Linked DNA regions of Mus musculus: region 1 is linked to region 2. A link is a loop called in an ENCODE intact Hi-C map of the cell type or tissue named here. Cell type or tissue: left cerebral cortex. All regions are shown on one strand. Each heading gives the region's core, and the rest is flanking DNA. Links, peaks and the distances in the headings are about the cores only.

Region 1 (5,386 bases), core at 165-5,164, 61 kb before region 2:
CTCCAAACTTTGTCTCTATAACTCCTTCCATGGTATTTTGTTCCCTGTTCTAAGGAGGAATGAAGTATCCACACTTTGGTCTTCCTTCTTCTTGATTTTCTTTTGTTTTGTAGATTGTATCTTGGGTATTCTAAGTTTCTGGGCTAATATCCACTTATCAGTGAGTGCATATCAAGGGACTTCTTTTGTGATTGGGTTACCTCACTAAGGATGATATCCTCCAGATACATCCATTTGCCCAAGAATTTCATAAAAGGGAATGAAATTCTTAATGACTGGGAAACATTGGAAATAAAAACATGTAAGAGATTAGAGCAGTGGTACATAAAGAAAATGAAATTTAAAAATACCAATAATTGACTTTTTCAAAAGACAAATATAATTGAAAATGCATATAGGTATAATGACTTTGAAAAAGAACAGGCCCTTCCCTGGTAGAAGGGAAGATAATAAGATAATAATGAGATACTCTTTGACCTTTTCCCTGTGTGTAATGTTAGTTTCTGATATCTGTCTCAGATTTCTGAACTGACTTAACTGTGTCAAGGAGGATTTCACATATCTGCATAGTACAATCTTTTAATTGGAAATTTAATATTCATTGGCTCAAGCTAATCTTCATAAGTTGTATACCCATCAATCTAGTCTGTTTTCATTCACATGCTTGAATTAATAGATGCTGGAAAATTACAAAATTACTTACCCTGCCTGAGTCAGTTCCTTCTTCATAATGGTGACCTCTGCAGCTGACTACCTTAAACTTTAGTATGTGATCTAGCTCTTGTCTATCCTGTCTCACCCTGCAGTGTGTACAATAAACTGTTCTTCCTATTCTGGTCTGTTCTGCCATGCTCCACAAACAAATCCTTTTCCTGTTACTGCAATGGACAGTTCAATACATGACTCTAATGGGAAATTTAAAAACTCTGTTGTGGTACAGCCTTTTAAGTAAAGAACTTGGGAAGTTTAATCAAGAGGAAAGCAAGGTCATTGCCCTGGGGAGCAATGTGACCTGAGTCAACATAGCTTATCTCAGAAATATTTTTCTAAAAGGCTGAAAATGAAGCTGTCCTAGAATAAACATGTCTTCCCATGGAGAAATCACTGTACACAAAAAAGTTTAGTTAAGAAAAATGTCTTTAATGACAGGATGCATGCAGTGCTGGCTAATGTTCAAAGAGGAGGCAGCAGAGAAGAGATTTTACATTCCACATTTGCTGTCACCCTTAAGTGTCTTTTAGGTTCAGGCCTCAGGTTATGTTTTGAACAATTTAAATATGGACTGGAGTCTGCAAGTCTAGCCACTTAAATGGGAGATTTACACAGCAAAGATACTAACATAAATATTTAAGTATACCAGGATTTCTCTGTGTAGCCCTGGCTGTCCTGGAACTCACTCTGTAGACCAGGCTGGCCTCACACTCAGAAATTCGCCTGCCTCTGCCTCCCAAGTGCTGGGATTAAAGGTGTGCACCACCACTGACCGACCAGCAGATTATTCTTGAGTAACAAGGTTCTAAGTGGAAGATCCCTGAGGATGAAAAGGATAGGAAAAGTAGAAGGTAGAAAGTATAAAAGCTAGGTATGGGAGGTCTCACACAAACTATGTCTTATGCTAAGTAAGCTTCTTAAGAATAGCATCTTGTATACTACTAACAAGGGAAATGGAAAAAAATGGTAGACTTCTATGAAATCAGCAGCAACTATCATACAATGGGACAAACTCAGAAGGTGTCTAATAAACAGCGGTCCAAAGCAGGACACAGGGTATCTCAAGAACATTACTGACAGTGGATTTAGGACTGATAGCCACAGTCCCATGTGGTAGGAAGAGTTGGTTCAGGATGTGAAGCAACCCCTCCCAGAGCCCCAGACCACTAACAGTTCTCACAAGCATATCCCTTGCTTTAGAGGAGCTCTATTTTATTCTCAATTCATCAGGTCCTTAGGAAAAACTCTCCAGGTCCAGGCCTCAGTCTGCTACTGGCTCTGAAAAGCATGTTCCTGGGTTTCCTTCTCCATATCTGAGGGCCTCATGGAAAGCCTTGCTTGATTAAGCTAGCCCTTGACACAACAATGTTTTTTGTTTTCAAATGGTTGTCACCTGGTGTAGTCTTGCCTGTGTGGCAGAACTATGGTTTTCTCAAGAAGAAAACTGGGTCTTTATGGCACACCAGGCTTTAATGTTGGTTGTGACCATGTAATGCCTCCTTGAGCAGTTTGCTAAAGGCCTGCTCTTTTATATGAGGATGGGCTTAGTGGCTAGTTGTAAATAAGAGGTGTCTTCTTTGCTATGGTCTAGAGCCAAATTTCTGGATAATCTTCGTGAATAAACATGTGTATCCTAGTATCCTAATCTCTAACAGGTCTGGTTAGCACACTACTTATCTGTGGAGTGTTTATAGCAGTTCTCCCTGAAGTAAATTCTACTATCTCCTAAGCATTGGTAGATCCTTTACATCATCAATTCTACTCTTCTACATCTCAGCTTAATATTGGATTGCTACCCAATGCATGAGATGCCTTTTACAACCTCCACAAACTTAAGTCCAAATGGATCTTACATCTAAATATTAAATGTAGAAGACAAAAGGGAAACTAGGGCTCTCCGAGTTTGGCATCCTGCCAAGGATGTTTCTACACACAAGTCCCAACTCTAAAAGTTTTGCCCAGTCACAGCTCCCATAGTGAAGTTATTCAGTGGCTACCGCCGGATCCAGGGAATGACTATGACCACAAGGGACCTGACAGGTAGCCGCATCTGGCTGACACTTCCCACCTAGCCCCAGGGAAGACCCACCACAACAGCTCCCGAGGCTCAGCAGCCTGCTCTTCCCCATTGTGGGCAGTGACCCTGTGCTCACCATGTCGCGACTTCAGAGCGTCCCTCACAGTACCCAGTAGCAGAGTTCAGAGTACATCACACAGAAACCTTCAAGACTGCTCAGTCTCAGAGCGGAACTTGCTGCTCGACACCCGGATGAATCCTCCTCCTTTTCTGACTGGCAGGTCCATCTGAAGCCTCTGATTGGCCAGTGAGTCTTGTGTGACTTGAGCACCTCCCTTAGGGTAAGAGCGTGCTGACGTACACAACTTAGAAGTTCCCGGTTCAGGCTTCCAGTCCAGGGCAAAAGGTTTTCCAGATGTGCAGAGATGTACATTTCAGTAGCACTTGTGCCTGTCCTCCAATATCCTACCTGTCTGTCTTCCCACCCAGCCCCGCGGGAGGAACCACCACTCCAGTTTCCGCTGCTCAGCCACCTGCTCCTCCCTTTGTGGCAATAGATCCTGCACTCACTACCTTGCCACTTCAGCCCTTGCTTGAACTCCCCTCAGTACTCCGGAGGCACTTCCTTCTTCCTCCTGGAATAGCCTTTACATAGCCCATTACTCAACTTGCAGTAGAGTTTTCAATCTGGTCCTCAAGTGGAAGGATGCCCAGGGTATTAACAATTAAAGAGAGATTTTAGGAAATAAGATAATAAGATGTTTAGGTAAACTGCAGCAGCTATTTTTCACCTGGTAAGTATGAGACAACGCTGGGGGACAAAAGCAAGAAATAGATGACAAACACTATGGAGCACTATTGTTAGCCAGCACATCTTCCTCCTTGGGAAGGTGGAAAAAAACTGACTGATAGTTACCTGACCCTCGGGAAAGTCCCAGGTAGAGTTCAAATACCTGTCATGCTTGCTAGCCAATAGGTTTAAAGGTCAATATGCTTAGCCAATAAGGTTGAGGTATAATCTTGCTGGTGTAACCTGTGCTCCTAAAAAGTATAAAAACTGTAATGGCCATTTGGGGTCGCCTTCTTATTAACTCGTCTCAATGCTCTGGAAAATAAACCTCTTGCTTTTGCATGGGGTGGTTTGGGTGGGAAAGAAGTCCTCTTTGAAGATGAGCTCCACTTGTATAAGGTTGATAATAAAAACAAAATAAAAAAGCTCAACAAGAAGAAGAGAAAAACCCAGCATGTTGTTTTCTGACATTTCCTGTACTTCAATTCTCCTAGAAAGAGTGGGGCCAAAAACTTTCTGAATCACGTTGGGCTGTACTTAAGGACAATAACGCATTCACACACTTTTCTCCCATTTAATTTATCCTAGACATTGTATTCCAGCAAACCTTCAGAGGGCAGTGGGGAAATTCCTTTCACCCCTATCATATTCTACCCTGCCCTGCTGCACATCAGCTCAGTGGCTTACCAATGGCAAAGTTTTAGTGCAGTTTAAAAAAAAAAAAAAGTTCAGGGGTACAGTGTTTCTGAACAAAAAGAACTGCACTAAGTCCATTATAAGACACAAAATAGCTTTGAGAATAGGTTTGATAATTTTTTATAAAGAAAAAAATTTAAGATTTATTTATTTATTTATTTATTAATGCACATTTAGTACACTGTAGTTGTCTTCAGACACACCAGAAGAGGGCATTGGATCCCATTACAGATGGTTGTAATCCACCATGTAGTTTCTGGGAATTGAACTCAGGACCACTGGAAGGGAAGTCAGTGCTCCTAACCTCTGACCCATTTCTCTAGCCCTCAATAATGTTTCTTAATGAATCCATCCTATAATTACAGGGTAAATCAACACTTGCTTTCAAAACTTAAACAGTTGTGAAGCCATTTAATAACAACTAATATTTCATTCACAGTTTGTCAAGCTTCTTGTGCATGTCTCATGCTGCCATGTTTAAAAGAAGAAAAGATGCCTTTACTTCCATGAAAGTTGTAGTAAATACATTTTTTGAACCGAAGTTCTAGTGATGTCTGTATTCATCAGACTTCAAGACAAGGGAAAAAGAGACCCATACTTTTCAAATTCTTTTTAATATTACAACTAAGAGCTTTAGTTTAGAAATGTTAACATATTCCAAGAAAAGATTCCGATGAGCTTCAGTGAGTGTCCCCTAAGAAATGGGTACCTCATTAAAGTCATAGGCTCATGGATTTATGTCAGCATTTTATGGTACCTGTCTGCATAAAATATATTCTAGTGATAAAATGTATGTCATTATCAGGTAAGTATTTGCAACTGAGTCATGTTTTGGCTGTAAAGTAAGCAAAAGAATTAAGAATCCTGAGGTAAAGCTGGGTGTGGTGGCGCACGCCTTTAATCCCATCCCAGCACTAGGGAGGCAGAGGCAGGAGGATTTCTGAGTTCGAGGCCAGCCTGGGCTACAGAGTGAGTTCCAGGACAGACAAGTCTACACAGAGAAACCATGTCTTGAAGAAACAAAAAAAAAAGAGAGAGAGAGAGAGAGAATCCTGTTGTAACCAGGTGATGTGGCTACATCTTTAATCCCAGCAGTACGGAAGCAGAGGCAGTTGGATCTCTCTGAATTCAAGGTCACCATGCTCTACAAAATGAGTTCCAGGAAGTCAAAG
Region 2 (5,386 bases), core at 80-5,079:
CCCCAAAATCTAGAGCCCTGGCCCCAGAGACCAAGGAGCTCCTGGAGAAATTTTAAAAGAATTAAAAGACATTGAAGCTCCAGGGAGACAGGGCTGGGTTCCAATGGCTTGGAAGCCTGGGCAACATCATCCTCTTTGCCTCAAAATTCCAGAGCCCTGCCTCCAGGGACAGAACAGGAGGGGACAAGGAAAACATGAAGTTCCAGGGCAGAATTTAAGAATTCTGGTTGACGTGATCAAGTGCCGCCACCCCTGTAATTTGTCTCAGCAGGGAGCACAGCAACTAACATTCCCCACATAGATCTCCCAGTATTCACTCTGTTAGTGAATATACCCAAACACGACACCATCTCCAGGACAAAGGAGGCACGTGCTGGCTTGCTGGGACTCCTTAACTCTGGCCAGCTCTAGGTAGGGACTTCCTGTCCTCATAGACTGGGGCAAAGGAAAGTTGGAGAAACGAGTCACCACTAGGTGTCGCCCGACAACGGTCTCGATCAACCAAACAAACCAATACAGATCTCTCATGCCACAATTCACTCACTCATTCCGTCTCTCCCAAGGGTCCTCCCTAGCTCAGGGCGGGGCACTCACGCACACATGACAGAGCAGCGTACCCACCCACCACTTCTCCCGAGTGGCACAAACGGTCCCCATCGTCCCGCCCGAACATAGCGAACACGGGCTGGACTCGGGCACCCAAAAACGAAAGTATGACAGGGAGCTGTGAAAACAGGCGAAATCATTCTCTAAGTCAAAGTACGTGACTAACGTAGGGGAACAGTGTAAGACCCCCAAACTGGGGAGACCTCCGCTAAAGTCCCAGGATGAGCTGGCCGGCACCCCAATAACTCGAGAGAAAACCACACCTGATGCAAAACTGCAAGAGGCTTTATTGTCAGCTAGCTGCTCCGTGCTGGGCAGGGGAGTTCGACCACAAGCGGTAACAGTAGGGAGCTTTTAAAGGAAAACGTGAGGAGTTGGGGGAGTTTGGCTACAGCCCTTCTCTGGCAGGTGTCCTTGGTAAATTACAAGGCATGAGGAGTGGGGAGTGAGTTTGTAGCTCTTCTTTGTGGAGTTTATCTCTGTGTCCTTGGCACAGGGAGCCAGGCTAGGTCTTTTTACAATTATCGCATCTCTGGTTGTAAGGTATAGAAACAAAAAGGCTTTTTTGCTGGCTATAGAGAACAAAGAGCTTCTTTCTGGCTATATTTTTAGAGATCAGGGAAAACAAGCTTGGGGGAACGTTTAGAGGCTTTACCTTTCAGGGAGAAACGCTTTAAGTCGGGGTCTCACAACAGCATCAAAACAGGGTGTGCAAGGAGGGAGGCAAAGATGCCTGTTCCACATTATTTAGGTCTCCTTTTCAAAAACACTTAGCCCCCTAGAGTTTGTTGTTACTTTCTGGGCTTTATTGCCACCACTGATGCCTGGCCCCCCTTTGGAAGATTAAATGCTGAGTTAGAGCAAATTAAAAGAGCAATGAGATGGTTAAAATTCCCATTTGTAATTTATTTGCAGGAGTCTACCTGCATATTACAGAATACCAAAAGAGGGTGCCAGAACCTATTAGAACCCACCACGTGGCTTCTGGGAATCGAACTCAAGATTCTGAAAGAGCAGCAGACGGGTCTCTTGCTGTCTGAGTATCTCCAGTCTCTAAGGCTAGAATCTTTACTGAGAAATTCACGTTTAAAACAGCCCAAATATAATGTAATAAATAGAGAATTGCAGTAAAAGAGTAAATTCTAATAACAAAGATATTTGGCTGGCTCTTCTTGTGCTGTTTAAGGCTTGTTGTAAATAATAAAAGTTGTTTGTCTTTTATCCAAAATGCAAATATCAAGGTGGGGTAAGAACCCAGTTTGAACTTAAAGTTTTCTACCACATATCTGTGTTGCTATTGTTTCACATAACTAGGAGGCTCCTCAGACATAAGTCTGAAACAGTACAATGGATCATTTTGAAGAGGTGGGACAGGGCTGATTTGATCTATATTTGGTCTATTGTTTTAAATGACAAATAAGCCAATCATTTTATTTTTTGTTATTTTTAATTAAAAGGCATAAAAGATAACTATAATTAATAGTTCTCAAACTCCTTCTGTATGACAGCATAGTAGTTAATTTTGGTTTATTTGAGATGGAGTTTCTCTGCCTAGTGTTGATAGACAGACAGACAAACAGACAAATTGTTTGTTTTCTTGTTTGTTTGTTTTTTGAGGAATGTTGTCTAGTGCCTATACAAGCACAGACACAAGAAATAAATAAGCAAAGATCTTTGATTCACAAACCTGGGGTGGGTAATAAGTAAGGCATGTACACACACATGTGGGGGTGAGAGTGCATGAAACAATTTTAACAGCCTCCCATGAATGTCTCTTTTATCTGACTTTGAAGGAGAGACTGAGCAAAGCTGTAGCAGTGAATACCACAGAAGTTTGGAGAATCAGGGACCAGAGTGATTTACTACACCAGCAGTTATTACAGACATTAGGTATTCTGACCTCATCCTTGCCTACTAAAAGTAATGGAATTGGCACACATGGATCAAGGGCACAAGAAATTTGCAATCCTAAAAATAAATAATCCCATCCATAACTCTAATTTTAGTAGATCTGACCCCTTCACCTGGCTTCTGAAGGCATCAGACATGCACAGGGTTCACAGGCACACAGAGAGTCAGGTAGCCAGGCAGATAGTAAGGAAGGAAGGTGGGCAGGCAGGCTTCCCCCACAAATGCACACACACAAAATACACAATACAATCAGATCAACGGGCATGTTGGCCAGCATTGGGGCCTAGGCCTGACACAGGAATTATCAATCAGGGCCACAATTCAGGTTTTGGAGCTGAACTGTGTCTTTGAGTTAAGCATCTACTGGGGTTTTATGTCTAAAATCCACAAATATCTGTGCCAACTTATTCCATCAATCTGGATTTAGGGATAGGAGATTTCTGTAGGAACATGTCTTTGATCTTCACATATCCTGCTCCCATTAATTGGGGTATTCAACTGTGCAAGGGGCTTGCCTTGTCTAACATTCATGTCTTAACTCACCAACAGGGATTTCATTTACCCATGCATATGTCTCTACTGCCATCTGTAGGATATCACTTCCCAGGGAGGTCTTGGGAACTTACACTTTATTGGAATCCTACTGAAAATGGAAGTTTTATCCCAAATAGGTTTGCTGTTGTTTTTGTTTGTGTGTTCGTTGTTTTGTTTGCTTGTTTTTGTCAGTGCAGGTATCTCTCTTATGTTGTGGTACATCTCCAGGGGAACTTATAAAAGCAAGTAAACACCATAAAACGTTATACATGGGTTCAGGAAATGCTTCTGGTTGGTTGGTTCAGGTTCAAGCTTATTGTGGGTAACTATAAACAAAGCAGTTTACCTGACTTCTATTGTGATTGGTTTCCAAGGGCACAGAACTAACAGAATATGGAATGAACTTGGGCATGTGAATGTTTCCTAGTTCAAGCAGAAACAACATAAGGAAAAGTTTTTTTTTTTTTTTGTAATAATCGTAACAGCACAAAATGGCTGGCTTAGTAGGTAAGAGTTATCTAAGCCTTAACTATTCTTAACTAAGCCTTAACATTTTACCTAGGCCTTAATATTCCATCTAAGCTTTAATATATTCTTTAGACCTTAACATCCCATCTTGGCTTTAATGTTTTCCCTAGACCTTAACAGCCAGCAGCTTTTCACTCTAAGCCACCATACATGCATGTATGTGTATATGGATGGATATATTATTATTATATATTATTATGGATATATTATTCCCCAGTGCTGGCATGCACCACTATGCCCCCCTTTGTTTTTCTTTCTTCTTCTCTTCCTATATTCCTTTCCATTCTTTCATCCCAGGAAGACTTTGTGGGTATTTGTTTTCTCTTTCTGTGAATTTATTGAACATTGACCTCATATATATGGAAGGCAGCATGCGAAAGGCAATCATCTTGATTGCTAACTCCACCAAGATGGAATTAACCATGTGACTTCAATGCCATCTCAGTTGATGTAACCAACCATGTAACATAAACCAGAATGGCAGCTGAACGTTGAACCCAGAAAGTTTTTTGGTTTTGATTTATTGCTAGTCAGTTTCTAAATGTATCTGTGTGTGTGCCTGTCTCTTTGTCTATGTGTATTGCTGTGAAAGCAGGCACCTGTATGTGTGTATGCGTGATAGTGCAGGCATATGATGGAGGTGTGGTGAGTAGGTAACACCCAAAGTCTATGTGGGTTTCAGTGCCACAGAGGAAGCTCCATGCCATTCAGTCCTCATTGTTTGTTTAGTGTGTGTGTGTGTGTGTGTGTGTGTGTGCGCGCACACATTAGTTTCTTGTTTACTTAGTGTTTACTTATTTAAAACAGTGTTTCTTAGGAAAGGGTTCTATCTGCCAGGAAGACTTTGAAATTCAGAGATGTGCCTGCCTCAGCCTCAAGAATGATGGGATGTCAGGAGGCAGAGGCAGGCAGATTTCTGAGTTCGAGGCCAGCCTGGTCTACAAAGTGAGTTCCAGGACATCCAGGGTTATACAGAGAAACCCTGTCTCAAAAAAACAAACCAAAAAAAGAAAAAAAAATGGGATGAAGGGAGTGTACCACCACACCCATGTTGGCTTGCTTTTCTTTCTTAATTCCATGGAGATATTTTTTTTTTATTGTTTGTTCTTCTGCTGCCCCTCTCTGTCTCTCACTGTGTCTGTGTCTGTGTGTGTGCACACGTGTATGTGCACATGGTTGTGTGTGTGTTTGTGTGAATGTGTGTATCGCAGTCTAGCTGTCTGACTTTCTATGTCTTTGGGTATGGAGGGAATATGTTGACTATGAAGCTATGATACAGATACTTTGTAGATCACAGTTCAAAAGTTTTCAATAACCTTGTGAAGAAGAAAGAGAAAGAGAGAAAGATTGAGAGAGATACAAAAGACTTTAAAATCAGCACCCAAGCTTTTCTTGTCCTATCCCAACTGCCAACAACCACCAGAACTTGCTTTGCACTGTGTACTAGGACAGCAGTATGTTCACTGCTGAAATTTATAGCTCTAAGTCCCTACCTTAAGAAAGAAAAGCAGTGAATGCTGAGGTACAAAAACATTGAAAACTTCTTTAATAAAATCCAATATTCTTTCATGATCAAAGCTCTATAGCCAATAGTACTAGATGGGTTATGTCTCTATAAAATAGAGACCAGAATCATTTTGCCTCATTTTGCTTTGTGTCTAGGTTTCTTTTTGTGTAGCCCTGGCAGCCCTCAAATGTGGTTTGTAGACTAGGCTAGCCTCAAACACAGAGATCCATCTATGTCTTCTACCACTACCACCACCACTTTCTGGCAAGAACTAGAACCTGAAATAATAAAAAATGAGAA

The links. Peaks named below come from ENCODE experiments on the same cell type or tissue, not always from the same donor. Only the 100,000 strongest peaks of a DNase experiment are listed, where the experiment ranks them.
Region 1: a loop joins it to region 2, with 2.1 times the contacts of the local background. A loop is called at or near these places in 2 of 42 quality-filtered maps.

What each region holds. Positions count from the first base shown.
Region 1 is chr19:61,137,841-61,143,226 of GRCm38, forward strand. Zfp950 (zinc finger protein 950) reads right to left here and starts at 3,000. Exons shown (of 3, transcript NM_001001737.2): 1 at 2,865-3,000. The coding sequence starts at 2,867. In left cerebral cortex, for the core only: no CTCF peak of the experiment used is centred there; DNase peaks (open chromatin) are centred at 2,711 and 3,021; H3K4me3 peaks cover 1,470 bases; H3K27ac peaks cover 663 bases.
Region 2 is chr19:61,199,087-61,204,472 of GRCm38, forward strand. No RefSeq gene overlaps it. Among named protein-coding and RNA genes, the nearest start is that of Gm7102, 25 kb to the left of the region's middle. In left cerebral cortex, for the core only: a CTCF peak has its summit at 3,085 (motif pointing left); no DNase peak of the experiment used is centred there.